Regions from separate parts of the Mus musculus genome. Here all the other regions are linked to region 1. The links are chromatin loops, found by intact Hi-C in ENCODE. Cell type or tissue: gastrocnemius. All regions are shown on one strand. Links, peaks and the distances in the headings refer to the core of each region. The heading gives the core; the rest is flanking DNA.

What was found. Hi-C counts contacts between places; a loop is a spot of excess contacts. Peaks named below come from ENCODE experiments on the same cell type or tissue, not always from the same donor. Only the 100,000 strongest peaks of a DNase experiment are listed, where the experiment ranks them.
Region 2: it touches region 1 in a loop (2.6-fold over the local background); 31 of 42 quality-filtered maps call a loop at or near these places.
Region 3: a loop joins it to region 1, with 2.9 times the contacts of the local background. A loop is called at or near these places in 20 of 42 quality-filtered maps.
Region 4: a loop joins it to region 1, with 2.0 times the contacts of the local background. A loop is called at or near these places in 2 of 42 quality-filtered maps.
Region 5: it touches region 1 in a loop (8-fold over the local background); 20 of 42 quality-filtered maps call a loop at or near these places.
Region 6: it touches region 1 in a loop (4-fold over the local background); 31 of 42 quality-filtered maps call a loop at or near these places.

What each region holds. Positions count from the first base shown.
Region 1 is chr2:181,390,309-181,395,023 of GRCm38, forward strand. Zbtb46 (zinc finger and BTB domain containing 46) reads right to left here. Exons shown (of 4, transcript NM_027656.2): 4 at 578-1,160. The coding sequence ends at 756. Among named protein-coding and RNA genes, the nearest start is that of Lime1, 11 kb to the left of the region's middle. In gastrocnemius, for the core only: a CTCF peak has its summit at 2,470 (motif pointing right); DNase peaks (open chromatin) are centred at 913 and 2,474; H3K4me3 peaks cover 897 bases; H3K27ac peaks cover 2,249 bases.
Region 2 is chr2:181,578,403-181,583,117 of GRCm38, forward strand. It overlaps Uckl1 (uridine-cytidine kinase 1-like 1), which reads right to left and starts at 3,571. Exons shown (of 15, transcript NM_026765.3): 1 at 3,454-3,571. The coding sequence starts at 3,566. It overlaps Zfp512b (zinc finger protein 512B), which reads right to left. Exons shown (of 17, transcript NM_001164597.1): 17 at 3,701-4,715. Uckl1os (uridine-cytidine kinase 1-like 1, opposite strand) reads left to right here and starts at 78. Exons shown (of 3, transcript NR_027289.1): 1 at 78-226; 2 at 2,041-2,226. In gastrocnemius, for the core only: a CTCF peak has its summit at 2,846 (motif pointing left); DNase peaks (open chromatin) are centred at 2,811, 3,327 and 3,535; H3K4me3 peaks cover 3,941 bases; H3K27ac peaks cover 3,967 bases.
Region 3 is chr2:181,565,708-181,570,422 of GRCm38, forward strand. Uckl1 (uridine-cytidine kinase 1-like 1) reads right to left here. Exons shown (of 15, transcript NM_026765.3): 10 at 4,602-4,695; 11 at 4,426-4,488; 12 at 4,202-4,324; 13 at 3,989-4,096; 14 at 3,761-3,917; 15 at 3,445-3,683. The coding sequence ends at 3,604. Among named protein-coding and RNA genes, the nearest start is that of Uckl1os, 10 kb to the right of the region's middle. In gastrocnemius, for the core only: a CTCF peak has its summit at 2,726 (motif pointing left); a DNase peak (open chromatin) is centred at 2,726.
Region 4 is chr2:181,456,378-181,461,092 of GRCm38, forward strand. It overlaps a transcript of Zbtb46 not described here. Among named protein-coding and RNA genes, the nearest start is that of Gm22708, 33 kb to the left of the region's middle. In gastrocnemius, for the core only: a CTCF peak has its summit at 2,683; DNase peaks (open chromatin) are centred at 2,420, 2,597, 3,119, 3,633 and 1 more place; H3K4me3 peaks cover 3,407 bases; H3K27ac peaks cover 3,040 bases.
Region 5 is chr2:181,593,030-181,597,744 of GRCm38, forward strand. It overlaps Samd10 (sterile alpha motif domain containing 10), which reads right to left. Exons shown (of 5, transcript NM_172676.3): 2 at 4,399-4,580; 3 at 4,143-4,314; 4 at 3,718-3,858; 5 at 2,186-3,576. The coding sequence ends at 3,554. Among named protein-coding and RNA genes, the nearest start is that of Zfp512b, 2.9 kb to the left of the region's middle. In gastrocnemius, for the core only: a CTCF peak has its summit at 2,122 (motif pointing left); DNase peaks (open chromatin) are centred at 2,124 and 2,453; H3K4me3 peaks cover 140 bases; H3K27ac peaks cover 130 bases.
Region 6 is chr2:181,494,347-181,499,061 of GRCm38, forward strand. It overlaps Abhd16b (abhydrolase domain containing 16B), which reads left to right. Exons shown (of 1, transcript NM_183181.2): 1 at 1-634. The coding sequence ends at 385. Tpd52l2 (tumor protein D52-like 2) reads left to right here and starts at 2,796. Exons shown (of 9, transcript NM_001373959.1): 1 at 2,796-2,986. The coding sequence starts at 2,968. In gastrocnemius, for the core only: a CTCF peak has its summit at 2,207; DNase peaks (open chromatin) are centred at 2,119, 2,814 and 3,332; H3K4me3 peaks cover 2,452 bases; H3K27ac peaks cover 2,430 bases.

The DNA.
Region 1 (4,715 bases), core at 439-4,438:
TTAGGTAGCTGCTTCCCACAGAGATAGCACCTGGAGCCTAGGGCTTCCAGAGAGGCATCTGCAGTCATTTTGTGTTAAGCACCAAAGCCTGGAGGTAAGAGGGTTGCAGGACTTTTTGCCCAATAGATTCCACCAGCTGCCGTAGGGCAGCAGAAACCAAGAGGGCAGAGTGACATAGGGCCATAGCCCATAACCTGACTGCTTGGGGAGGAGGGATAGAAGGAGATTGAGCAGTGCTGTGGATGAACAGTTTGTGTTTATGCAAAACTCAACACTTACTCAGGCCTGCAGTCTGGGAGACTGCCCTCATGACCTTATCCAGTGCTGACCCTGACCTATACTCTGAGTCATCTTGCATTCCTAGCCAGGTTCACAGCAAAGGGCTCCTTTGATACCCTGAGGAAGCATGCCCAGGCCTTGGTGCAGCCCTGCCCATACATCTAGACACCTGCTGGGGATTCCATTAATACCTGGACAGGTGGGAGCATGCATTCTCCTTTTTCTTAAACCCACACTGTACCCCTCACTTCGTGTTCAGTCCTAGTGCTCCCCAGTCACGAGTCACACCCACTTTTTAGCTCACAGGACCAGTTTCTGTAATGGAGAGGGGTATAGCATGGAGGAGAGGCCTTTAGGAGGAGCTTCAAGGAGTAAGCATAGCCCTGCTCCTGGGTAAGTAAAGATCCACTAAGACACACACACAGGTGGACAAAGCGATTCAGCCATCACTCACCCTGCCCACTAGAGCAGAGCCCCTAGGAGATCCAGGCAAAGTCTTTATCGGGCTCCCCAGAGGGGCTGTGAGGCCCCTGTGGAGAGTCTTCATCATCCTTGTCATCCCCCAGCAGTGCATCCTCATGGGCCAAGCCCACGTCATCCTTCCACTTGGCCACGTCCTCATCCTCATCCTCAACCAGCTCCTCCTCAGCCTCCCCTCGTGGATCATCCGGGTCCTCCAGGTACGGCCCTTCACCAGCAAACAGCGCCTCAGGGGAGCCCTCGCCACCTCCACCATGGTCCAGTGGCGTGCCCACACCCCGGCCAGCACAGTCTGCACACACCCCATGGCGACGAGAGCCGTGCTTAATGCCCACGCTGGCTGCAGACATGAACACACGGCTGCACACTTTGCACACGTACTTCTTGTCCTTGCTGTGGACCTGGAGGAACAGAGCAGTCAGTGGAGATGTGAAGTATTGGGGTGAGGAGTACAGTCATGAGAGACACAGGAGGGACAGCCCCTGACAGGGACTGGAGGGAACAGGTCTATCTGGAGCCCACATGGGCAATATCACTAGAGGCAGCAAACCATCTTGGGGATGCTATAGGCACCAGGAGAAACTGTGTCATGCCACCAGCTACAAATTGGTCCAGATCCCAACGTATCTATATCCAAGTACTCTAATTCTCACTTGGTCATATTACTCCCTCTGCCTGAAATAGCCTTCCTACAAACTTTCACGTGGGGCAAGCTGAGAGGCTCTGGTTCACCCTAGCTCTGAAGCCCAGCTGATGTTAACCCTGTACAGGCAGAGGAGCTGGCCTAGCAGCCCAGATGGTGCAGAGCTAAGAAATGCAACACTGCTCACCTGGATTCATGGGACAGGGAGCCCATACATAGCTGTGGTTGGAAGCTGCAAGAGCCTTCGAGGAAGCCCAGGCTAGCTTGGTAGGCTGGGCAGCATGGGAGCTACAGGTGAGGAGTGGAGGGAGAGGGCTCAGCGTGAAGATGATGGATGGGAAGCACAATGGAGCCTGACAGCAGGGCAACAGAGTTGAACCCCAGCCTGGCTGTTATGCACGTTGCTTCCATGAAAAGGGGCAAGTCCTTCTGTCCTATGTCTCAACTGAAAGGCAAGGACAGAGATGACAGAGGAAATGTGGCAGCCAGGGAGGGACAGAGGCAGTCAGTGCCCTGCCCGTTGTAGTACTTAGCAGGAAGACACAGTACTCAGCAGAGGGGCCTTGAGGTACAGAACACTAAAGTCTGGATTTCTGGAGAGAATCCAGGAGGCCTGGGCCTGAGGAAGTGTGCATAGGAACCAGTGTACTCTGTAGAAAGTTAGCCTGTCCAGAATTTCCTCCCTAGAGATGGGATGTGTGGGGTACTCATAGGAGTATCAGCCTGGCCAGCTGTACCTCCTTGTATATAAGATCTGACCCTAAGCTTAATGGAAGCTTAAGGAACCCAGAGGAGCCCATAACTGTCTCTGGCCAGGCAGCCCTAGGCCATACACAGGTGGATTGGTCTCAGGTCAACACCCTAGAATAGGTTTCCTTAAACATAAGTTTCCCCCGACTCTAGGCTCTCTTCCTTCCTGCATAAGCTGCCACCAGGACTGCTAGGGAACAGGCTGCACACAGCTAAGGGGGTGATTATAACTTGTTCCCACTATTCTGAATCTGCCAGTTCTCCCTCCAACTATAAGCATGCCTGCAAAGGGCTCCACCACTCATAAGGATCTGGCCACAAGGTGGCACTGTGTTTCTGTCTGGACCTTGAGTGTTACCCTCCCATCCTGGGCTTCTCAGGCTTCCAGTCCCAAAGATCTTGTGGAACACCCAGCCTTCCCTCTCTTGAGTACACCTTTCTTGCAGGTAGAGTTGCTTTCCGAAGAACTCTGAATTAAGACTCAAATATACACCAACAAAGAAAAACTCGAGAAGCCCACAGTATGACTTGAAAAGAGTTGTCACTAGGGGGAACTGGTGGCCCTTGAAGCTGGGGTGCCAGCCTCACATGCTTCCCTGAAAGTTTGATTCTAGAAATGAGACCTCTAATAACTTGGTACACAGGGCACTTTTTGGTTTCTTTGGCTTATGTGTTTCTCTCCCTCTCTCATACTCGCCTGAAATTCTCAATACCCTTGTTTCAGCCTCTATAATTCTGCAATTACAGATATGTTTTAACATGCTTGGTTTTATGTAATGCTAGGGCTCAAACCCAGAGGTTCTTGCAAATTAGACAAATACTCTGCCAACTGAACTACGCATTCCCCCCAAGCCCTTGTTTTGCCATTTTCAGCTCAGAATTTCCCCCTTTCTCTACCACAGAAGAACAAAACTTAGACCAAGTTACAGCAGTGTTGATCAGACAGGAGCAGGCCTAGGAGTCTGGCACTACTAAGATTCCTGTGGCCTGAGGACTACCACATGAACTATTGGCTGTACTATGTTGCTCAGAGGTGACAAAGATGTTTCATGGAGCCTCTCCTCAGAACACTGGCCCATCCTGACATGCCCAGGAAGAAGCACAAGAGAAGGGTATCATGCAGTCTGCTGCCATGCTCCTTGACCATGGTGTTTAGAATATTACAAACCCACGCCTTTCTGATCCCTGGCAATGTACAGAGTGGCCCTCAGCACTGTCTCCACCTCTCGAGGGGCTTGGAAGGGCTTTGCTTGCCAAGAAGTCAGGGCAGTAGATGGTGAACATAGTGGGCTGTAGAGCTGCCTCTAATGCAGAGGACTCTACTTTTTCAAAGACAGGCATCCCAAGGAAACAATATAAACTAAATAGACCTTTTTCTCATGCAAGTCTTAACATATGGGGCATCATCAATATTAAATACAAGATCTCACTATGAAGCCGATTCTGAGCCTGGTACACAGGCTGGCTTAGAACCTATCATTCTTCTGCCTCCTCTTTTAAAATAAGGTGACGCCCTGAAGTAGGAACAGCTACCCCACGTGAAAGGCAGGCAGCGTGGCCCGTCCTCAAACACGGGCGAATGTTGTTTTGGTTAGGAAAATGCAGACTTTTCAAGACTGTTCATTACCTACGCCCGAGCTGAAAAACAAGACCCTGTATTCTCTGAGTAGGAAAAGCTGTGTGGAGGTGACAACATCCCACTTAGGCTCAGTCTGTAAAGCTCTCTGTGGACTCAGCACAAACAGAACTAGTGAAAAGTTATTTTGTTTCTCTTTCTGAGACAAGGTCACCGGTATCACAGGCTGGCCCTGAATCTGCTAGTAACTAACTGAGGATGGCCTTGAACTTTTCAAAAAATTTACTCTGTGTGTGTGTGTGTGTGTGTGTGTGTGTGTGTGTGTGTGTGTGTGTACACCATAACTGTCCACACAGAGGACAACTTATAGAAGGAAGTCTGTTCTCTCCTTCCAAACATGTGGGTCCTGGAATTAAACCCAGGTAGTCAAGCTTGGTAGCAGTCATCCTTATTCCCCGAGCCAACTAAATGTCTTGAATTTCCGATATTCTTTACTTCCGACACTTCCCAAGTGTTGGCATCACAGGAATATACCATCATGTGGTGCTAGGGATTGAGTCCAGGGCTTCACGCATGCTAGGCAAGCACTCTACTGACTGAGCTACCTCCTTGGTCTCATTAGCAAGAAGATCTAAAACCAGCTCTAAGACTTCAAGCAGCTATGAGTACACAGGACTCTAGGACCTGAGGTTGGGGCAGAAGCTGGGGTTCTGCTCACAGTAAATCAAGCAGGTGCATTACAAGTCCCTGTTCTGAATAAGCCCCTGTGGGGAGGCCTTGCAGGCCTGCAGTCAGGCTCAAGCAGCCAGCTCTTCCGGGGAAGATGATTGCTGAAACCTGAGACCCCCTAACTCCATCTTCCTCTAAGTGTGCCCCTCCCCAAACCCTGATTAATTTTTAGGAGCTCTAAGTCCTTGACCCTAGCTTGCCCTAAGCTACCTGTGCCTGCCTGACTTTGCTGATGTATCTTGCCTGAACCAACCTACC
Region 2 (4,715 bases), core at 530-4,529, 190 kb after region 1:
ATCTGCAGCCGAAAGAGCTCCCAGGAGCACCTGGCAGCTTGTTTGTTTTCAGATATCCATGGACACACATCACACACAAGTCAAATGTGGTCAGTTCCATTGGGAAGTGGGGTTTTCATCAGCAGGGACTCTGCGGCAACTCACCTGCTTTCTGCTCCAAGAGTCCAGCACCCTGAGATCCTGATGCCAGGGTAAGCTGGGGGACTGCTCATAGCCAAAGATGCAGGTAAGCACAGAGGGCTCAGAGGTGGATGTCCCTGGACAGTGGGATGACCCAGGTATGTGTGGTATAGGTTCTATCAGTTAGAGTATCACTACCTCTTAGAATTACAGTTGTCTCTAAAGACAGCTTGGGAGTTCTAGCCACCTGAACTGGTCTTCCATGGGTGGAACCACTCCTATGGGCAGCCCAGCTGAAGAGCTAGGGGGGTTGGACCCCTACTTGCAGAAGTAGGTTGCTATATACAGGGAGTAGGGCACAGCAGCTAGGAGGCCCTGGGAGCCCTACTGCACTAAGGAAACACACTCAATGCTAGTCTCAGAGGCTAAGGCCACACACACACATAAGAGGATCACCCAGTCAGGGCTATGCCCAGATATTAATAGTACTGACTCTGGCCTGCACAATCCCCAGGCCAGTTGCTGTGAGTGTACTTCAGTGTTAGCTGCTTGCACATTGACCTGGACTTGCTGGGAACCACTAGTACCTCTCCCCAAATTTTCTGGAAGAAACACAGTTCTGCCTCCCAATGCATACACAGCACGACAAGGAAATCTGAGGCCCCACCAGGCCAGGCGATCTGAATGTCAGTGCTGAGCTGGGTGCCCCTCCCCTGGCCCCAAGGTGCCTCCTACAAGGATAAACAAATCTGAAATTCTACCCTAGCACATCCAAGAATAACTGTTCCACCCCACCTCACACAGGCTCCAGTAAGCCCGATGGCCACCTTGGCCTCATCAGTCAGCAGGGGACACAGCAACCTCCCTGCCCACAGCATGGAAAGGGAAGATCCGGTCCCAGCCTCAGCTGAAATCCCTTTATTGACTTAAGATCTAATCAGAGAGGTTTTGCTGGCTTTGGGGTTCTCGTCAAGGGGTGGGCTGGCCTCATTGCAACCTCATCCTACCTGGCTGGCCTACAGCACTAAGTCTGGCAGGGCTCAGAGAAGGAAGCTTCCAAGTGGACTTCATGCATCTGAAAAGGAGCCACTCTGGGAGCCGCCTCGGAGGCAGCTCTTCTCACTACCTAGGTAACTTGTGGGTATGTCTACATCCCCAGACACCAGGAGCAGGAAGAGCCAATCTCTGTTTGCATGTGCATGTATGTGTTTATAGTTTGTCTGTCCCTCTGACTCTACCCTTAGATATGGTTGGCTGGATATGCCCTAGGATTGCTCTGGGAGGCTAATATTGTTCTGGGCAGGGGTGCAGAGTTAAGGAGTCCTAGGGAATCAGTTCTCTAAGTTTGGCTGGCTAAGCACAACAGAGGATCCTGACATGTTCCTTGGGTACCCCAGCAGGTCAGGATCAGTGGGTAGCAAAAAGGCCACAGGTCTGTGGGAAGCTAACATCGTGCTGGTCTTAGAAAGGGAAGGCTTTACTTAATTCCAGATTTGTTACTGCTTACAGAATAGACCTGTCCCACCTATTGATTCACTAGACTTGGCTCCAAAATACCACACCCTGACCCCAGAACTTCATCTTTACCTAAGATACACCAGGCTACCTGGCTACTACACTCCTTAACTTCCATCTTTGAGGTTTTCTTCTTTCAGGGCTCCATTTTAGGCCTCAGGGCTGTCTGAGGTAGGTGGTGCTGGAAGCTGCTGCTCAGTTTTCATTTTCCCCTGGCTATCCCTTAGGTAACAGCGCTGTCATCTATGGCTCAAAGCCACTCACCAGGGAGTTGCTGCAGACCTGTATGTATCCTTATACAGAGAAACAGAGAGAGGCTACTGAGGACCTAAGCCGGTGCCTCATGGATAAGGAAACTCCATGGAAGTTAGAGCTGCCCTGTAATTTGCATCCCCCATATCTTAGAAACCAGAATGAAAGGCCTACAGCAGAGACTGAAGAGAGGAAGGCTCATCACTTGGACCACCAAAGAAAGGTCTCAAGATCCCTCTGCTATGGTTAAATCTAGTCAAGCAACCCATCCCGGTGCTACTGTGGAATTCCTGCAAGAGGCAGAAGGCGGTTCAGAGTCATCAAAGCCATTTTTACAAGGTAGACATAGGACTGGGGGATTAAAGGCTTTCATGGCCTCACTTGCCAACCTGCCTCCCCCCCCCCCCCCCAAGGCTCTGGGTGAGTACCTATTAACTTCTCTCCACTCTCTAATCCCAAATCCATCTCCACTTTGCATATCGACATGAAAGCCAATGGCGGTGCTGGCTAAGGTCAGACAACTCCAAGGAAAAGGCCTCAGGGGCAGGCAGATAGGGAGCCAGGTGCTGGGAAAGGCAATAGGAGAAACCTCAAGCTGGGCTTTAGTCTACCAGCGACTCCCTCCCCTACTGCTGCCAGTGCCTGAGGCACCAGGGCAGTTTGTATCTTCTCAAGGTGTATCCCCAGGAACCTTCGGAGGAGGAATTTGGCCACGGCCTCACAAAGTCTGACTCCTGGTCAGAATGCCTGGAGTGTGTGAACTAGCTGGGATTCACCTCATCCACTGCCAGCACCTCACTTTCTAAAGGCGTCCGGGGTTACAGCTTCTCAGGCGGTGCACTGTGGCATGCAAAGCCGGAAGACATTTGGCCTTCAACTGACTCATACAGACCGGAAGAGGTGTCACGAGCAGTTTCCAAGCATGGTCACTGCCCCCTGGCGGCCACGACCTAGAGTTGCTACAAGTGATGATCAGGCCGAGTGAAGACAAGGACCCTTAAGTCTCCTACTTCCTACAAGGACCCTTATCTCCCCTTCCATTCTCCTGAAAGCCTCGAAAGTCTCAAAGGCCCCCAAACTCTCGGACAGGTGGCAATCACCACCCCATCTTACATTCACAAGCACCACTGGCCGCCAGGTGCAACTTTGCGCTCAATTTCGACGAACTCAGAAGGTCGAACACGCCTACCGCCCAGCTGGGGGCCCAGAGCCAAGTGCGCACCCACTAGGAACAGAGACCCACGCTAAAGATGTCAAACAGGTTTCCATTCTCAGTGCCTCCAAAAGCTGGAGCTTGGGCCAGTTCCGCCTTCCGTCCGCTGGGGCCCTCCAGGTCGTCTGCCACCTCCCTCTCCCTGGCAGGGGGTGGCTGACACATAGCCCAGGAGGCCCCAGGGCGCTGGAGAGCCGCCGAAACCTGTCCAGGATCCACAAGGCTGTAGAGATCAAGCTGCCCATCTATGGAGATGCCGGGAGCCGTCCCGGCTCTAGGAAGAGATGCAAGCCGTGCTCCGACCCCTCCCAAGAGACAAGCGCGGCCCCTGCCTTATTCAGGCCCGCGCCTACCGGTCCTCGCACGCCGTTTCATTCTGCTCGGCCTGGCGGCCAGGCACGTCTGGGGCCACAGCAGACTGCAGGGGCGAAGGGGCGGCGCTCATTGAGGCCGGCGGCGCAGCCATGGCGTCCCGAACCTGGCGGAGGCCGGGGAGGCGCACCGGGAGGCAGGCACGCTGCGGACTACAATCCCCACAAGGCCGTGCGGCAAGCCCCGAGAATGACCTTTGCCTCAACACAAACTCAGCCACACAAAATCCCTGGAAAAAAAAAATCAATAAACATTTATTTGATACAGTGACTTTAATACATAGTTGATGGCCCACCACCGCACCACTCCGGGCCAGGGGATGAGGATGAGGACAGATGACCACAAGGCGGGCAGGACCAAAGCTCACCTCAAAACATCTTGCAAATAAAACACTTTGTAGATAGAATATATATGCATGTATATCTATGGTTACAAGTGATAGCCAGAAATGCACTTGTGTAATGAGAACTGCATTATAACCAAACCAAGGAACCCAAAGTTTAGGAGGCGCTGCAGTCAGGTATGTGGGGTGACCTGGGAAACCAGGTCTCCAGGGCAAGGGACCTGGGTTTCACCCAACAGGGGAACAGCTCTCCCTTCAGAACCACCATAGGGACAGGAAGATCCCAAAGCCTCCAGGAGGCACCATCATCTGCCTGTGCAGGAACATAAAGTGCACCCTGGTTCTGCATGAAATGTCTGCCCTTGGCACTTCTGTTTTTTTAGGGCAGGGCAAGCGCTGAGCCAGAGGTAGATCTGTAGAGACCCTGACTTTTGCATTTTGCCAAGGACCCAGGGTTGGTTTGGCCCTCTAAGTCTATGCCCACCCACCTTCTGTAGCTCTGCCATGATGGTCCCTCTTACTGAGGATCTGTGTAGGCTGGTGGTTACCTTTGGGCCATAGTAGGGAGGTGGGCAGACCGATGAGCCCTGCCACCATGGAAGAGCTTTACAGTCTAGTTTGCCACTACTTACCAGTCACCACAGGCTGGTACCTATCCAACTGCAGCTTTTGACAGCTGCCCCAAAACTGACCTCAAAGACTGAGTTAAAGTGCTAACATCAAGTTACCCAGAACAGTCCCATAGCAAGGCTGTATATGGGCTTTCTGGTTCGTCCTGGAAAACTCAGCCCCCAGCAAACCCAGGTCCTACTTCTCCCTACAAGTGCCAAGTACCTGAGAGGCTAGGGTGGATGGTCACACCCCACAGAGGTGTTGTGAAAAGTGCACTTTGGCCCCCTT
Region 3 (4,715 bases), core at 475-4,474, 180 kb after region 1:
CATGAGACAAATCATAATCAGCTGCTGTGGACAATCTGAAGCAACCCCATACTCCATACCTGGGATTAAAACAAAAACATACTCATATTTCTGTGTTTTTAAAAGAACCCAAAATTCCAGAATTATTACTACAGATCTCAATTCCCCTAGCTACTTACACTTGATCAGCCAACCACCATGGCAAGCACCTCCAGAGAATGCACAAGAGGAATGAATGCAGAGAAGAGCCACTGCAAGTCCTGGGAGGATGCAAATAGCTGGGCCCACAGACTGTATGCAGCCTTCAGGTGGGCAGCAGTTTTTCTGCTATCTGCATGCATGCTGTAGCTCTGTAGGCCCAAGTTTAGGTGGCTTCAGAGCTTAATAGCAGTGAACTGTACTGGTAAGCATAAATCCCAAGCTTCCTGGGAGTGCCTCAGATCAACAGATTGAGGTACAAATTTTTCTCTGTCTCTAGCCATATTTGAAGTTCACAACATGTAATTCTATGTAAGCAGAACTGGTCTAAGGCAGGTCTTTGCCTCCAATTGGAAGTTGGCTGGTGTGAGGGCCCAAAGAATCCTACCACAAGGTTGTTCCCCCAAATGCCCCCAGATTTCACTGCTAAAGTAGCCATTGCTTCTAGCCCTGTGTTTCCCTGGGCCCAGTCAAATATCATTTTCCATATTCTAGATGCCTCTTTCTTTCTGAATCAAAGCATACTCAAACCAAAAACTACAGTTCACTGCCCATCAGCCAGGGCCTCCTCCCTTAAACCTGAACACCAGCTGGGCCAATTCCAGGACAGCCAGGGCTACACAGAGAAACCCTGTCTCAAAAAACCGGAACCAAGGGCTGGTGAGATGGCTCAGTGGGTTAGAGCACCTGACTGCTCTTCCGAAGGTCCAGAGTTCAAATCCCAGCAACCACATGGTGGCTCACAACCATCCGTAACGAGATCTGACTCCCTCTTCTGGAGTGTCTGAAGACAGCTACAATGTACTTACATATAGTAAATAAATAAATCTTTAAAAAAAAAAACTGGAACCAAAAACAAAACAAAACACCACCCTGACCTCCAGCTCTGAATTTGACTGTGGAGAGTCTCAACACTTCACAGCCTCAGGGCATGATGGTGCATACTTCAAATGCTAGAACTTGGGAGGCAGAAGAAATCAGATGTCTGTAAGTTTGAGGCAGCCTAGTCTTTACAGTGGGTTCCAGGCCATCCAACACTACAAAGTGAGACTCTTCTCTCCCAGCCTCTCGCCCCCACCCCAAAAAACCTAAATCAAACCTTTAGTGTTTAGAATTATCTCTGACTGCCTCTCCTCATCTGGTGTGCAAAACTAACCTGCAGATGTCCTACCTGGAATGCTCTTGTTGCAGGACTTGTGGAGCACCCAACATATGACATACCTCATTGCCCAGGCACAGCCATCTTTGTCTACTGCTTCCCGACTCCAGCTGACAGAGCATAAACACTTTGCACCTGTGTTGGAGTCCTCTACTAACTCAGCAGACCTGGACTGTTCTAAGCTCTAGGCTTCCTGTCTTTCTAGGTAAGGACATGTCACCCTGAAACTGTTAAGATCAAGAAAGGGTGGCACCTCACAGGCTGACAACCCTGAGAATGACCTTACAGACATTATTTTCTGACTGGACAGTCCTAGAAACATTTAAGGAAACTGGCCTTTTTAGCCCATCTGAATATCTCAGTGACGTCTGGGTGATTGTGAGGGGGGCACTTCAGGTCCATATGCGGCATCCATACCCACTGCCAGCCAGGTAGGCTCTAAGTCCATCTGCCTGCCTCTGTGGTCACTGTTCATAACTTAACCTGGCTCCATGGCACACGTCACCCTAGTCTGCAATGGTCCAAGATGGACCTAGACATTTAAAGGTACAAAGGCTTTCTGTCTCTGAACATCAAGTCATAACCCTGAGTGTAGTCCTTGGGCATTCTCACCCAGGGTCAGCTTGTTCCCATGAGGACTTAGTGCTTGTGTACCCTGGTCTCAGGGGCATATCCCCCCTAGCTGTTTAGAAAGGTGCCCACTTCTTATATCCATATGACTCTAGTTAGAAAATAAGCCTAAAAACTCTCTTTACCTGTAGCCTTGTCTTAGCAGGTCCTAGTCTACCTCTAAAACGGACACTCAAATTTGAGATTTCCCAATAGCATATCTCATGTAGATGAAGATATCTAGTCAGGGCCTTGAAATTTAGGTCTCCTGCTCTAGGCTATTCTCTGGGCCCCACTGTCAAGAAGACAAAGAATCTACCTTTCTCTAGGAGCTTGATATGGAATCTACCTTTCTCTAGGAGCTCTAGAGCAATATGGCCCATCCCATCCTAGAGCTTTATCACCACACTTAATATATGCATGTCTCTGGTATGTCCTGTCTGCTGTGTGGATGCATGTACTACATCTGTAGGTAGTGTTGGTATGTAAGTGTGTGTGTGTGTGTGTGTGTGTGTGTGTGTGTTTGATTTGTTCTTAGGGAACCAATCATCCTGGTTGAACTTGGGTGCAACCTTCCTGGTTCCTACCCAGCTTCTCATAGTATTCCTAAATTCCTCATCTGGGAAAACCTGGCTGGGAGGAATACTCTTCTTCAGTTTCCCAGCATAAAGTGCAGGAATGAGTGAGCCACTGGGTAGAGATGTAGGAGAGGGTCCACTTATTAGGTTATAGAGAAGGGCCTCCTGACCTCTACTTTGGCTCTCTGTCTCCCTCTAGTGCCTGGCTGCTCCTTGGGTAAACAACTCATCTTAGCTCCCACCATTGTGGGTTGACTTCCACCCAACTACTCCTTGGCCCCGTCTCATGACAAGCAGGAAAAAGGCCCACAGTAGGCTTGAATGGGGTTTAGGGGAGCCTGTTTTAGGTTCCTGGGCTACCTGACACAGGCCAGAGACCCATAGCTCATATCCAGTAGCTGTCCATGTACACGTCCTGTTATCTCACTGGGACAGAACCGTCACGTTAGTAAAGCTGCCTGGCAGCTGCCAGAGAAGCCTGCCTTAACCTCTAGAATTCAGTAGCAGCCAGGCAGGGATGAACATGAAACTTTGGTTCTGAAATCCTGAGGCTCTGGCCATCTTGGAGCTAGTCTTCTTCCACTACTCAGTCCTCGCCATAGCTGCCCACACATCAGCTCCTGCTGGGTCCCTTGGTAGTACAAATGTGGTCGGAAGGAAGTGGTCACAGAGGCTAACTCAGAGCCCTAAGTATTCTTGTCTCTGGGTCCAGGTCCGTCAGGTGAGCTGTGTGGTTCATCTGGAGGCCCCACTTCTTCCCTTATCACTATCAGACAATAAGTGAACAAGCTTTGACTGTAAGGAAAGTACAGTGCAAGGCAGAGAATGCCTTGTCCTGCTGGACCTTTTACCTCACCCTCAGATACCTTGGGGAGACTGCCTCAACAGAGTCCACCCAGGTTACATTCTGCCACACGATCATTTTCTAAATAAAGCTTTATTTATTTTATAAAATGTGTAAACTGATTATTTTTATTTCGGTAACATTTTTAAACTCAAAATAAGTTAATGTGTTGTCCCTGCAATTCCAGACCAGAAGACAGAAGGCTGGGTAGAAATAAGAGTAGCTCGGACAGGGAACTAACCCACAGTGGCTGCCTCATCATCATCACTGCCATCAGGGACTGCATCTGTCCCAAAGTAGCGATCACCAAAGTTCCCTGAAACAAGAAATAGCTTTGTGTGACTGGGTCCCCCTGGGTCATCAGTCATGCTCCCTGGGCTACAATGGACTCACCAATGCCTGGGATGATACGGAAAAGGTCATTGACACGCTTGTCCACAGCTGTGGTGATGATTCTCACGCGTGGGAAAGCGTAGGCCACAGAATGCACACCCATCTCTGCCATGAGCAGGGACAGCAAAAAGATCTTGTCCTCAGGCACATCATGGTCCTGTGCAACATGGGGACAGGATAAGTCCCAATGCCAAGGAATCTGCCAGCAGTCCATCCAGGTCTACTTACCAGGAGTACACGTACAGCCATCATGGCCGCAGCACCTGTGGATACTGTGCAGTCCATCAGGATCACATGGTCATCACTGATATCCTTGGGAAGCCTCAGGTAATGGAGCTATAGTTGATAGTAAGGTCAGAGTAGGGCTCCCACATCAATTTTCTGGTCCCCCTCCCCATGTTGGTCATTACTGTGAACCCCCAGCCCTCCCTGGCTGGACACCTCAGGCTCCCCTGTGAGCTGGTTGGTCTGGATGAGGATAGTGCCGATGCGCACATCCTTGCACACGGCACGCAGTGCAGGCTCCATGGTTTCTCCTGCACGCAGAATTGACACGCCGGTGATCTAGTGGGGAAGGGAGGCTCAGTAAGCTGCAAGCTGGATGCCTCTATCCCAGAGCCTCTTACCCCCTCAGCTACTGATAGCTCATCCCTAGCCATGTGCACCTGTTTTCCAGCGTAGCACTTTCCCACGTAGTCCTGCCCCTGTGGAGTCTGTACAGTGCAGTCCTGCATGGTGAGTTGGGGCGTCTGTGAACAGCCAGAGCCTAGTCCCCCCCCCATCATTAGCCCACGCGTGGAAGAGTGGGACACCCTCTACCCATTTCCTTATAAACCCACACCTGAAAGGGTAGGAAGGACAGTGCATGTTCAATAAGCAGCCGCATCAGTCTTTTGGAGTAGAAGATGAATTCATCCCGGCTAGTCTCCTTGTCCCTGGTGGTAGAACAAGCAGG
Region 4 (4,715 bases), core at 215-4,214, 66 kb after region 1:
GTAACAGGTTCAAAGGGAAATTCTTTTCTTTTTCTTTTTTTTTCTTTTTTTTTTGTGAGTGGTGGGGGAGGGGGTAAAGACATGGTTTCTGTGTAGCCTTGCCAGTCCTGGAACTCATACTCTAGACCACACTGGCCTTGAACTCAGAGATTCACCTGTCACTACCTCCTAAATGCCACCACCATCCAGCTTCAAATTCTTAACAATCCAATCTCACTCCAGAGAATTTAAATTAGCATATGTTTTCAAAGCAGAATAAAAGCCTTATTTTTTTTTTTTTCAAAATGAGAAAACAAAACAACAGGAAGCTCCTGAAACAGGTTGCCTAAGGCAGGTGCAAGGACTCTGGTGTTCAGATTAAACGGGAGACAATTGTTTCTAGAACTTTCTTCTTGCTAACAGCTAAGAGAATGCCTAAGCACAGAAAGTGACTTCTGTGAGAAATTAGCTCAAGTATTTTCCTGCCCTGTACACTAAATGAACCTCTTCAGATCTCAGAGGCTGGTCTAAGACCTCAAGGAGTACAGCACAGCAGCTGATCAGCGCCCCAGAAACCAGACCACAGGGACAGAGTGGCCCAATTTTCCTTAATTTGAAAACCTCCACACAAAGTCACAAAGTTCACTGTTACAACATAATTCAGTTCATCAGTGTTTGTAAATAAGACATCCTCAGCGGTGACAGACCTCTCGTCCTTCAGGCATTTTCTATGCATCTTTGAAGCACTTTCTCCATTTCTTGACATTTATGCCCTGGTTCCTCTGTGGGACCAAGGAGCATCACAAGTCACAGGGACATGAACTAGCCTGACCCTGGCATACTGGGTTGCAGGGAACTAAGTGTCACCAGTGGCCCTGGTAACAGAGACCAGTCAGAAAGAGATGAGGTTGGGTCTGGGCTCAGAATAACTGTACACTTACATAAAGCAACAGGACATGAATAGAAACTATCTTTCTTGTTTTGTTTTAGGGGTTTTGTTTTGTTTTCCAAGACAGAGTTTCCCTTTGTGGCTCCCGCTGTCCTGGAACTCATTCTGTATAGCAAGCTGGACTTGAACTCAGAGATTCTCTGCTTCTGCCTCCCAAGTGCTGGTATTAAAGGCATGCGCCACCAACACCAGCCTCATGAATAGAAATTATCTAACGAAAGCAAAAGTCTTACATTCAAGGTAGAGTCATGAGAATCTTAATTAAATGTTGTCCTCGGGCAGGCTTGAGGCAAGTCTGGATTTTGGATTTCTAGGCTCTCAAAGTGAGTTCTTTCTACTATTCTAAAGAGGAAACTGGCAATAACAGCCAACACCGTTCCCTTTCAGGAAAAAAAAAAATTACAAGGTTTCCAAAGAAAATGCTAAACTTCTATCTGCAATAATTTCAACCTAAGTGTCACTATCTTTTCTGCAATAATATGGAGATGTATCCTAAACTTTTCAGTTCAAAGTACCTAATATCATAAACTATACCAAAATGGAGGACTCCCAGGACAATAAACTTTACTTCATTATTCACGTGGAAAACCTATAAATTTCCTTTTGATGAACAAACTATTCTCTTGCTGAGTAGAAACACTGCCTTGCACTGGCAAGACTAGGACCAGCAAGAGCGGAATTCGCGAATCTGCACCCAAATGGGAAGTTAGTTAGCCTGGAGGAGGGATCCAATCCAGCGTTCCGCGAGGGAGGCAAGCACACGCGGGAGTGCACCATTCACAGGTGTCAGTGCCTAGGCGGTTCACTAAACATTTTCTAATTAGCATTTCTTTACATTCTGATAACAATCTTCGCACTGTGACCTCCACTAAATGCACGCTGAGATTGTAGCAAAGCGAGCCGGAGGAAATTCGCTAAGAATTTCAAACTTTCTTCTGTTTATATTTCTTTGGGTTAGAAATTATCTGTTTTTTGCCCCATTTAGCTTGCTCAGGGGCTCCCAGATCCAGTCCTATTGTGTATAGCTGGTTCCGCCTACTAATAGTGAAATCGCTAGCCATACCAAGAAATCCCTCAACTAGCTAGAACCCTCTCCATGGTGCAGAAAAATCCAGTTTTACCCTCGGGATTGAGTTGTCTGATACTGACTTTCGCTAACCTGTGAAACTGACAGGTCTATTTACTGGGAAACAAAGACGCGACTTGTAGCGGACCCGGTTCCCTTGCGCGCCCCGTGCGCTCCGAGCGCTGCGTCTTATCTGCGCTGCCCACTCCATCGCATTGGGAGGGCCCCGAACCCCAGTTCGGCCCATTATTAAAATGAAAATCTAAAACAACCGGCATCTAGCTTCTGGGGAGACAATGACCCCCAAGGCCCTGCAGGGCCCACCTCCTGCAGTTCTGACTCTTGGCAAACTCGGCGCGGGCGGGTCCGGGTGCGGCTCCGCTGAGCGGGCGGGGGACGCACAGGGCGGAGAGGGCGGGGGGCGCAGGGACGCCCCCGGGCTGCCTCCCGGGGCCAGGCGTTGACGCAGCAGAAATTACCAGCTGGAAAAATCCCCTTTCGGAGGTGACGAAGAAGGACCCCGGCGGCCGCAGAGGCTGCCGAAGGTGCCAAGGGGCCGGGAAGCCCCGCGCCGCGGCCGCCTCTACGCTCAACCCCGCAGGGACCTGCCGTGCCGCCCCGCCCACGCCACTCGGGCCGTGGCCCCGCGGGCCTGGGTCTCCGGCCGCGTTGTCCCCGGGCGCCATCGCCCCCAGGAGGGCGCCCCCGCCAGGCGGGACGGGGGGCCAGTGGCAGGGCGGGGGCGCGCCCGGGGCACAGTAACCAGGGCTGCAGCTGCCCAGCTCCCGCCCCGGACTCGGTTCCGGCTCCCGCCAGGGCTTCAGCCCCAGCCCCGGCGTGGTGCGCCAGCCTGGCCGCGCGGACAATGAGCCGGCGCAGCTTACCTGTGACCCCATGGGGCGCGGGCGCGGGCTGGCGCCGTGGCCGCGGACCGGTGATCGCGCGGCCACTGGCGAGAGCTGCGTCCGGGAGGGTCCGAGCTGCGCGCTCGCTCGGGTGGCTTGGTCCGCCCGCCAGTCCGTTCGTCCGTCCGTCAGGCCGGCGCGCGCCCCCGCGCTGCTCCAGCCCCGCGGCCCCCACGCGCCCCGCCCGCGGACCCTGACCCCGCCCCCGGCGCGCGCCCGGCCGCCGCTGATTGGTCCGCACTGCGCCCTGGCCTCGGCCACCGCCCCAGTCCCGCCCCCGCCCCCGCCTGCCGGCCCCGCCCCCCGCTCCGCCGGCTGGGCGCAGCGGGCTGGCCGGGGCCGAGTGGCCGCCGGAGCACCGGCGGCCCACCGCCCCCCTCCCGCGGGGCTGGACAGCGGAAGTGCGGGCTGGAGCTCGCTGGGCATTGTGGGAAACCCCCTCCCATGGGCTTGCGAGTGGCAAGGAATGGGGTCCGTGGGTCGACGCTCGCGCCCCACGAGAGTCTCACAACCAGAGACCACCTGATGGGAGAGGTGGGCTGGGCAAGTTCACCGCAGCAGGGTCGGGTAGGCGCACCCCGCGATGTCTGTGCACTGTCCCTGGGGACGCACGAGACTGGGTCACGACTGTGCCCGAGCCCCGCGGAACCGTCGCGGAAAGCGCGTCTCCCAAACTTAGCGACTTTCGGGCGCGCTGAGCGGAGAAAACGCGCTCTAGGGGCGCGGTGCCCAGAAAGGGCTGGTCAGTCTTCACCCCCGCCATCCGGGGACCTGGGCGCTCTCGCAGAGAGGCGAGCGTTGGGAAGCGGGCCACGTGGCGATGTCTGCAAGAGGGACTCATATTTGACCAACTAGGAGCATTGGCTGCCGCACGTCGGTCTTGTCATTCTTGTCATCCAACTGCCGGTGAGGGTGTGGGGCTCAGATAAGTGGTGCTCGCCACCCTGTCTTGGCCCGCAGCTCCTAGCCAGTGATGGCATCTCGATTTCGGTATAGCCACGGATAGGTCTCTTCACCCCGCCCCCAGTGGTGCAGTGAGGCCCGCAGGTCCTTCTTGCCTCCAGTGTCTTCGATCCGCTGAGGAGCAGAACCTGGAGCGGGCATTCCCGGCTGAACTGCGTAGGGGTTAAAGGCCACCACGGTACATCTCAAGCGCAGCAGCGGGAAGGGGGGTGAGCCTGTAGATGGCCAGGGACGTAGAGGAGTTGAACCGGGGTTGGGCCAACCAATCGTGAGGCGCCCTGGGCTATCCGCGGCCTGCCTCAAGGAGGGGCAGGCACAGCGGAATTCCTTGAGAGGTGGGAGGCTCCCGCCCTGGTGGAGGATTTCTCATGTTGTGTGAGGAGGCATTCACAGGCAGCAGTGGGAGGGCTGGCCAGAGGGGATTCTCCTTGAGTGAGCAAGGGCAAGCAGACATCTGCCAGCCAAAGATGAAACCTGGGATACTCCCTCACTGTTCATGGGTTCCAGGAGATGGCTGTGCACATGCCCTGCCCACTCCTCACCACCCATCTAGGCTGGCACTAGTGGCCAAGGTGCTCATAGCCTCAGATTTTCTGCTGAGGACCCTTTTGGCACATCTTATCTGAAGTGAACCCCCCACAACTTACTTCTGCCCACCTCTATGTTCTATCCTTGGAGAAGTATGGCTGGCATAGTTCTGCTGACACACTGCTCCTGACCTCCAGGAGGGTCGGGCTGTGTAAACCTCCCTTTGAGGGGACAAAGGGCACTGTCTGTAGATAGTATTTCCCACCATTTCCCTTCCTCAACTTGGTCTTGGATGCAGCCCATGAAGGAAGGGAGGCATGGGGAG
Region 5 (4,715 bases), core at 483-4,482, 200 kb after region 1:
CTGACGGATTAAGCAACCGGTGTGGTTGCGCTGGCTGAAGTAGATCCTATGAAGGGTTATAGGACATCTGTAGGCTGTCAGGGGGCACCTCAGCCTCTATCTGTCCCTTAGGCCACCTTAATCTAGACACGAAGACCGATAGGCCTTATTGCGGTCACTGGCTATTGAATCAACTTCTCCCTTCTTTGTGAACAGTGTGGTCCTAGACCAACAGCCAGTAAGTATCTAACTTCTCTGGCCCCGAGCCTGGGCTGCTAGTGTAAGATCTAGGGGGTGGGTGGGAGGATGACAGCACAGCCCACACAACTTGGAAATAAATGAGGCAGAGAAATAAACACCCTTTTGACAGACTAGGAAGGGGAAATAAATGAGGCAGAGAAATAAACACCCTTTTGACAGACTAGGAAGGGCCAACTGGCTGATAAGGAGGTAGAATGCAAAGCCTGGGGCTCCACAGGAGCACTCAATAGGGAAGGGAAAAATTCAGCTTTCATTTGAGTCATAATACTGTTACATGTTCTCAGCCATGCCCACTGTTTTTTTTTTTTTTTAAGATTTATTTATGTTATGTATGTGAGTACACTGTAGCTGTCTTCAGACACATCAGAAGAGGGCATCAGATCCCATTACACATGGTTGTGAGCCACTATGTGGTTGCTGGGAATTGAACTGAGGACCTCTGGAAGAGCAGTCTGCGCTCTTAACCACTGAGCCATCTCTCCAGCCCCCCCCCCCCACTGTTTTTTCTAAAACAACTTTTCACTATGTAGCCCTTTGTAGACCAGGCCAGCATCAAACTCAGAGATCTGCCCGTCTCTGCCTCCCATATGCTGGGATTAAAGACGTCTTTTACCTTTTGTGAGTCTCCCAGGATGTGGAACATCAGACTGTTGGTGGGGATCAGTGTGCACACAAAGGTGTGTTCAACTTTCCCTGTGTAAGTCTGAGTTTTCACAAGTGTGATATACCAATGCCCATAGGTTATTACATGTCTAAGTGACCATGTGTTATCAGGTGGTAGTCATATATGGGCATCATGATGTAGGTGAGGGCACTACATTCCCTGAAGCTGTGAACTGCCTGAAGAGGGTGCTGGAAACTCAATTCTGCAAGAACAGCAACTGTGTTCTCTCTCTCTCTAGCCCCACCTCCCTGCAATTTTTCTTTATGTGTGTATCTAAGTGTCAAGACATTTTGCAATGCACTTATGTGCACCATGGGTTATGTCATGTCTAGTGTTAGTGATTATGTATTGTATTTATGCACTTGGGTAATTATATCTGTGCATATGGGGATGTTATAAATCTTTGCACAGATCATTGGCCAATTGTGCAAGTGTGTTTGTACATATTTAAGCATGTCTGGGTGTTGTGTCACTATGTTTGTGGCCTATACCTCAATGTTCCTATTTGAATGTCTGGTTATTGTGTTCAGAGTGTGTGATTCATGTGCTATGGATGTCAGGGTATGGCTGAAGAGTAAGCCCCAACAAATAACCATGTTAAGCTGTAGTGATAGTTTATTTGGAAAAGGGGTCTTTGTAGATGTAACTGACGTTTCTGAGATCTATTTGGACTAAGTGAACCCTAAATTTAAAGAAGATATTTGAGAGGCAGACGAGAATGACCACAGAAATAGATTTGTGATATAGCCTCTAGCTCAGGAATACTAGACAGCCACTACAAAGCTGAATAGATAAAGAACTCTGCTCCACTTTTAGAACACCTCTGTTTCTGTTTCTTTGCTGGGGATCAAACCGTGATTTGGGACACAAACCATGTCCAATATCACTGAGCTATACTCCCAGACCATGAACCAGCAAAAATTCGCTGCTAGATCAGCTCCAGAAAGCCTCATTCCATGTGTCCAAACTATTGTTTTGAGCCTGTCAGGGTTGCTATGTCCCAAACTGGGATGATATCCAAGGACTTGAGACATGTTTTACTTTTTAAGTTTCTTCCTCCCTCCCTCTCTCTCTCTCTCTCTCTCTTTCTCTCTCTCTTTCTCTCTCTGCGACAAGGATGTTTTATTTTTTTATTTTTTTACTTGAGACATCTTGTTTGTTCTGATGTCCTGGAATTACCAGGTAGCTTTCTCAGGATGCAACACCACTGCCCTCTAGTGGTGTTCTATCTGCAGGCACTGTCCTAGACACCCCTTTGCTCCCCAGAGACCCAACACTGAGGCATTTGAGAACCAGATTTATTTCTGATTTTTTTTTTGTCAGAGTATATATAAAAAGTGACCAAAAACCAAGGAAGAAAGGACAGGGGCATAGGGAAGAAAAGACAGAGAGAGGGGGGACAGAGAGGGCCCTCTGGCTGCAGGCACCAGGACTGGGGGATTCTAGAGGCAGGCAAACACAATAAGGGAGCCCCCTTCCATGGATGGAGGGCATACAGGATGGAAGATGCCAGGCCAATGGCCCAAATTAACTGTAATGAGCAACCTTGAATCGAGGCCAGCTCTTGGCACACAGAGGGGACTGGAGGCTGAGCCTCAACTGTCCCTGAGATTTTAGAGTCCCTGGGAACGTTGGTAGAGAGCAGAGTGAGAGTGAGCTGCCAGGGTCATCCTCCTTGTCCTCCTTCCTGGCAGCAACAGCCCCCAAATACCCAAGGAGGGGTTGTCCAGGTGTCTGGCGACACATGAAAGAACTGCCCTACATGATTTTCTTGGTTGAGAACAGGTTTTCTTGGGAAAGCCACAGAGGTGCACATGAACACAGACAGACAGACAGACACAAACACACATTCTTCAATATGGTCTCTACTAAGAGCCAGGGAATAGGGAAGCTGTTTAAAAGCATGACTTCTTCAAAGGTAAGATTGAGAACATTGCTGAACTGGTGGGCTGTGCATAGAGTCACCTGTACAGCACTGGAATCCGTGCCACTTACTGGGTTTGCAGCTTGAGCATCTTGGACCCCTCTCAACCTCACTTCTAACAAGTGGGTAGAGTATACTGACGTTTCATAATCACCGAGTAAGCACATGGCATGATGATTGATCACCATTAGTATGGACAGCAGGTTGGGCCTGCTGTACTCTAGGAGAGCTAGGGGACAGATATACTTGAAAGAGAGCCAAGACAGCTTGGCCCACTGTGTGGCTGATCTGGGGGTGCCCGGGAAAGACACAGAACTAAGATTTAAGGGGAAGACTCATGACTCAGATGGGGGATGGTCACATGTTGGAGGGAGAATAAATAAACAGACTCCCTGGGAGTCTGGGGACATTCAAACCCCATTCTAGTTCCAGGCAGCTACCCTGTTTGCTGCCAGCAGCACCAGGGGATGGGACCTGGGCTTGGATCTCAGAAGAAGGGTCTATAAGCAGGCAACAACCACCCACCCAGCCACAGGGCAGAACCTGTAGTGCCTCTCCAGAGACACCTGGAGGTGGAAGTCTTGCTCCTCCCTGATCACTGGGCTAGGTTTAGCCACTAGGGTATCCTGCAGGATCCAAAGGGGCTGTAGGGCCAATTCTGACTCATTCTTGGCTGTGGGCTCTGGTCACAGTGTTGGGGTCTGGGGTCCAAGTATAGGCAGCAGCTAGGACATGTTTCCGAAGGAAGCTGTAGGATGGATAGGAGGAAAAGCTGAGTTTTGGCACACCCAAGGATGGTCCTTACTGGATGGCCCCCTTTTGTGTCGAGAAAAGTCACCCTCCACCTTCAGCCTAGTCCCTCCCCCTAATCCTGGTCCCTGATACTAACCTTGGCTGAGCAGCTTCAGGCTCCGCCCCTCCTCACGAACCTGCAGGTGGAGTACCTGCTGCAGCACCTCCTGCCTCTGAGCCTCTTGGGTCAACCCCATTCTCTGCAGCTTATCTGCATTCAGTCGAAGCAGAGCTCGGCCTAGGGAGAGAGAAGGGAAGGCAGTGAGGCAAACAGAAGCAAAGCATAGGAGTCTATCAGGATAAAACAAACAAATAAACAGACAGACATGACCAAGAAAGTAGAGCAGAGATTCAGAGATTCTTAAAGGAAGAAAGGTAGAAAGAAAGACAGGATTGATTAAAAGAGGCCAATCAGAGAAGCAGCACACACACACAAGGCTGAACTCAGGAGGATACAGGAGAAGACAAGGCTGACTACGTCTTGAGCATTCTGTTTCTCCCTAGCCAGTGACCCCACTATACCAGTGATGGCATGCTGGGAGAAGGCCTCGACGTAGACGAGGTAGTTGTGAGGACAATGCTTCTTGAGCCACTTGCAAACGTCTTGTTGGCTCCACAAGACCACTGGCCTTGTCAGGCCACCCAGTGAAGGGCTTGTATGGTACAAACCATAGTGATCAGAGTAGAGCCGGGCCTGCAGGTGGGGAGGTAGGGTTAGTTGAGTGAAGATAATAAAACTGAGAGCAAGGGCAAGGATTTAGGTGGGATAGGTAGGCACCTGGGGGATCTCTGAGCCGGGCTGTTGAAGGAGCTTGATTGGCCTGCTGCTGGATGCCCTCTGGCTGCGGGAGTCATGCCACGTGAGGCTGGTGCCTGGTGTCCGAGGCAGGTGGCAGGGTATGTTCTCAGCTGATACTGTGTGTTCTAGGAGAGTCTGGCAGAAGCTGAAATGGGCAGAGGCTGTATGCAGGGATGTGCATACAGAGTGGTCAGGGGCAAGCTCCTCCCCTGTGACTCAGCTCCCTGACAATTAAATCTTCTCTCTACCAATGAGGGGAGTAATAATTTCTCCTGTAGGGGGAATCGTGAGCCCCT
Region 6 (4,715 bases), core at 367-4,366, 100 kb after region 1:
CCGTGGCAATGAGCTGCTGTTGCGCCTTCTACAGCACAGATATCCCTCTGTGATGGCTCGCGAGGGCCGCACCGTGGTAACCCGCTGGCTACGTGCCAGCAACTTGGCTCAAGAAACTGCATTATATGCACGCTACCGCGTTGATGATGAGTGGTGCTTAGCAACACTTCGTTCTTATCGTGAGAGATGCCAGAAGGAGCTGGACGATGCCGAGGCCTGGGGGCCACACGGACTTTCCTTTCCTTGGTTCGTGGGCCAAGGTCTGAGTGCCCGGCGGCGCCGGCAGCTTGCACTGTTCTTGGCACGCAGGCACCTTAAGAACCTGGAGGCAACTCACTGCAGTCCACTGGAGCCTGAGGACTTCCAATTGCCCTGGAGACTATAGCCACTGTTACTGTGACTCATGCATTTGGGCATCTGTACACGTTCTAGCTCCCCCCAACTGTTCCTCTCCTTACATCTATACAGAAAAGCTGGCCGTGCTGGGGATCTTGGTGTCTGGGAGAGTAGGCAGTATATCTTCCTTCACTTTCTTTCTGTTCTTTCCTGCTTCCATCCTTTCTCTTCCTTGCAAACATCTGAATGTCTGTGCCTAATTCTTAAAAGCAATGTAAAGATGAACCTGATCCAATTTATGGTAATGTGTGGTATTTGATCAAGGGAGGCTGTGGAGTCACAGGAAAGTGCCTTTCACATTGGCTTGGGCTACAGGGTAGCTCCTGAGAAGAGAACACTAACGAAAGATTCAAGTAGTTCCCAGTGAAAGGAGACTCCTGGCACTACAGGGTCTCATTGCTAGCAGGTCTCAGCAGATGCTGCTGTGCGGTACCCCCTTCTCATTTCTGTATTCTATGGAGGGGAGATTTACAGAGGGACTGCAGACCTATATTAACAGGGCACAGAGTGGCGTGAGTCCTAGAGATCCTGAATCGTTACCAGATGTTAATGTTACCCACTTGTTACTGGGTGTCATCTTGGGCCAGACCTAAGCTAGGTCTGGGTCTTGTTCATGGCTCAAGAATGCAAAATGAATGTCAGATGTTCAGCTTTCCACTGTCTGTACTGTGGTCACTCACTACATGAAGAAGGGACTAATGCTCTTGTGGTTTCCAGCCCTGTGGGCAGGGGCTGACCAGGCTGGGTTAAGCAAAATGGTAAATGGAGAAGATATATTAGTGGACAGCCTTGAACAGGATACTGTCACATTCAATGAAGCACCTAGTCCTGTGCAAGAAGACACGTGCAGGGAGAAGAGCCAGAGAAGGAACAGGTAGTGGGAAGCATCTAGGAACTAGTACTCACTGGGGCCTAGCTGGAGAGGGAAATTCAACCTTTTTTATGTATATGAGTACACTGTAGCTGTCTTCAGACACTCCAAAAGAGGGCATCAGATCCCATTACAGATGGTTGTAAGCCACCAAGTGATTGCTGGGAATTGGACTCAGGAAGAGTGGTCAATGCTCTTAACTACTGAGCCATCTAACCAGCCCTGAAAATTCAATCTTGTAGGTGGGACAATTCTGAAAGAGGGGGAATATTGTTTTAAGGATTTTTTTTCTTCTGAAAAATATTAAGGGCCAAAAGAAATTGGAAGGCTTGCTTTTAGCAGAGAGTTGCCCAATGGTCACGACTTCCTCATTTGGAATGGGGCGGGGGGGCACTCTTGTTCTCCTGTCAGTGTTGACACACTAAAACCATAAGAACCTCAAAGCTCGGGGCTGGTGAGATGGCTCAGTGGGTAAGAGCACCCGACTGCTCTTCCGAAGGTCAGGAGTTCAAATCCCAGCAACCACATGGTGGCTCACAACCATCTGATCACGAGATCTGACGCCCTCTTCTGGCGTGTCTGAAGACAGCTACAGTGTACTTACATATAATAAATAAATAAATCAAAAAAAAAAAAAAGAACCTCAAAGCTCTGGAGTGATCTTTGGAAATTTACTTTAGCCTCAGTTTGCTCATCTGTAAACTGGGAGGGGGCGCCAGTGCTGGCTCACCTGATGCTGTGAAAAGAAAGTGAGAAAATACCGGAGTGCTTACACTGGGCTGGGCTTCAGTTATTTGGAGGGTCCAACAGGTCCCTGAGGTGTTCAGTGCTGTGTGAACTCTTCCAGTACCAGAATACAAGCCGCCCAGCAGCCCCCAAACAGCTGGCCTACTAGTGTGGGAATCCAGCTGGAGACAGCGGCACCTGCAGGGCAAGAAGACGAATCGCGCTCTCTACACTTTTAGTGCACTCCCTAGACAATAAAAAGTCTCCATAAAGAGGTTGCAAAAGCAAGTTAATTGGTACAATGTTTGCCCAGTATGCATTAAGCTCTGAATTCTCGATCCCCAATACGGTATAAATCAGCTGTGATGGTTTGCTCCTGTAATTCTAGCTCTAGGTAGGTGGACGCAGGAAGATCACAGTAAATTCAAGGTCGTCCTTTGCTGCAAGCAACCTGACTCAAAAACCAAAAGAATTTACAGGGGGTGGGGAGAGGTTGACAGGGGACTGGGGAGTACATAGGCCTGAGTTTGACCTGTCGAGGTGCAAAGTCAGAAGTCTTGTGGGCAGCCGAGGTTAAAGGTGGGAAGTCGGCGAACTGCAACACAATCCGAACCACCCATGCCTCGAGCTTCAGCTGTTCTGCCCTTTTTCACCCTAGAATCTTACTGTGGAACCAGACTAGAAGCATTGCTTCCTGCTTCGCTGCAGTCTGACCTATCAAATTGAAAGATTTGTCTTAGGTGGGGCCAGAAGACGTTCTTATTGGACACTACTTCACCGAGGGCGGGAAGAAGGCGGAGTACGAACCCGAGCGGAAGGAAGGCGGCGCGTCGCTGATTACGTAAGCGACTGCGGCCCTACAGTTCCACTGGCTCGTGTGTACGAAGCTGCCAGCTTGCAGTCCTCGGGGCTGGGCTCCTGTAGGACCTGCGATCCCAGCACCGACGCCAGCTACACCCAGCTGCCGCCTGAACATGGACTCTGCTAGCCAAGGTACCCGCACCGTGGATGGGCAGGGGCTGTGCCGCATTCCCGCCCTCCGAGTCGCGACTCGGCCCCCCCTCAGCCTCTGCCAAACCAATCCGCTGTTTCTCTTCGGCCAAGAGGCCCTTGACCTCAAGGCTCCCGATGGTCTTGCTGTGTGTGCCCTGGCGCCTCGGCCTCCCTTCGGAGCACTGCGAAGCGGCGTTCCTCGGCTCCCTCTCAGTTCCTAGAGTTTCATAACTCCAGACATTTCTCCTTAATGCGCTTCACCCTCTGTCCTCTCGCTGGCTCTGCAGCTCTTTATCTTTCGTTGGGCCGTAGGGGATACCACATCTGGTGCTAGGCTCCTGCGGAGACGTTGTGGGCGGCTCCCTACGGGGAAGGGGCGGTGCAACTATCCTTGTGTTTGGAGCAGCGCCTCTTGGGTGGTAACGCCACTGTAGCCTACTTAGAGATTCTCAAGGGAGAAGGGTTGAGTGAGTCAGGGGCACACCCAGAACACCAGATCTGTTGCCAAAACAGACACCTGAGGCCAGTAAGGAGTTGCTACGGAGAAGTGTGGTTCAGGCTCAGGAGATTAAAATCTTGAGAAGGTGGTACACTGGGGATGCTTACTTAACTACACTGGCTAAATTAAAAAAAAACCTTTCTACTGTTTGGCTTGCACTAACACATTACCTAAGCATTAGAATTTTGGGTTTTTATACATTCTGGATTTTTTTTTCTACTGTGAAGGGAATTTGCAAATTCAGAAGGCTATCTACTGTTTTATTTTCATCTTTAAGTAGTAGATTCTGGTCCCTGGAATGACACTGCTAAGGATGTGACTCAGTCATTGTTGTGTGACAAAATGTTTCCTGGGAAGCCAGGTGTGGTGGCACACGCCTTTAATCCCAGCACTTGGGAGGCAGAGACAGGCAGATTTTTGAGTTGGAGACCAGCCTGGTCTACAAAGTGAGTTCCAGGACAGCCAAGACTATACAGAGAAACCCTGTCTCGAAAAACAAAAACAACCCCCCCCCCAAAAAAAAAAACCTTTCCTGGAAGATGCATCACACATCTATCTACTCATCCCAGCTAGGGAACTCAGAACAGACCAAAGGTACAGATACCACCAAAGTCTACTTTAGTGAAGTAATGTGCATTATTAGGGTTATTTACAGGGATATGGGCAAGGGGTTACTTACAGGAGCAGAAATGACCCAAAGATGGTCGCAACAGCAAATTCCACCCCAACCTGGGTGATAGTTCACAAAGCTGAGAACCTTGAACACAATACACAGCCTGCAGGCAGCTCAACAGGTTGGAAAGTGTCCTTTCGAGGAGCCTCAGTTATAAAGAGGTTTACCTCTTCCAAGCAATTGGCCTGGTATCTGCTTCTTCTGGGCAGCTGCTCTGGTCTCAAAACTCGGCTTTGAAACCTTTCTCTTCTGAGTCATCTTTGCAGCTCAGTTTCAAGCTGTGAGGGACTCTCAGCTTTTATTGTTGACTCTGACTGGGAGGGACAACGTGATTCTAGTTAGTTTTGGGGATTTCCTGAAGCTATTTTGAGTTGTTTACCTTTCTGCGTAAAGGTTTCCCTGCTGGATGGAATGTTTCAATCTCAGAGGAAACTATTACACAGCAGTGTTGGGAAAGGTCTTTCCCAATTATGTATGAGGTTGTGTTCTAGCCTGGCATCACAAAAAAAAGGAAAGGAGAACGAGGGAGAGGATGAATTTGAAGCCACTGGCATCAT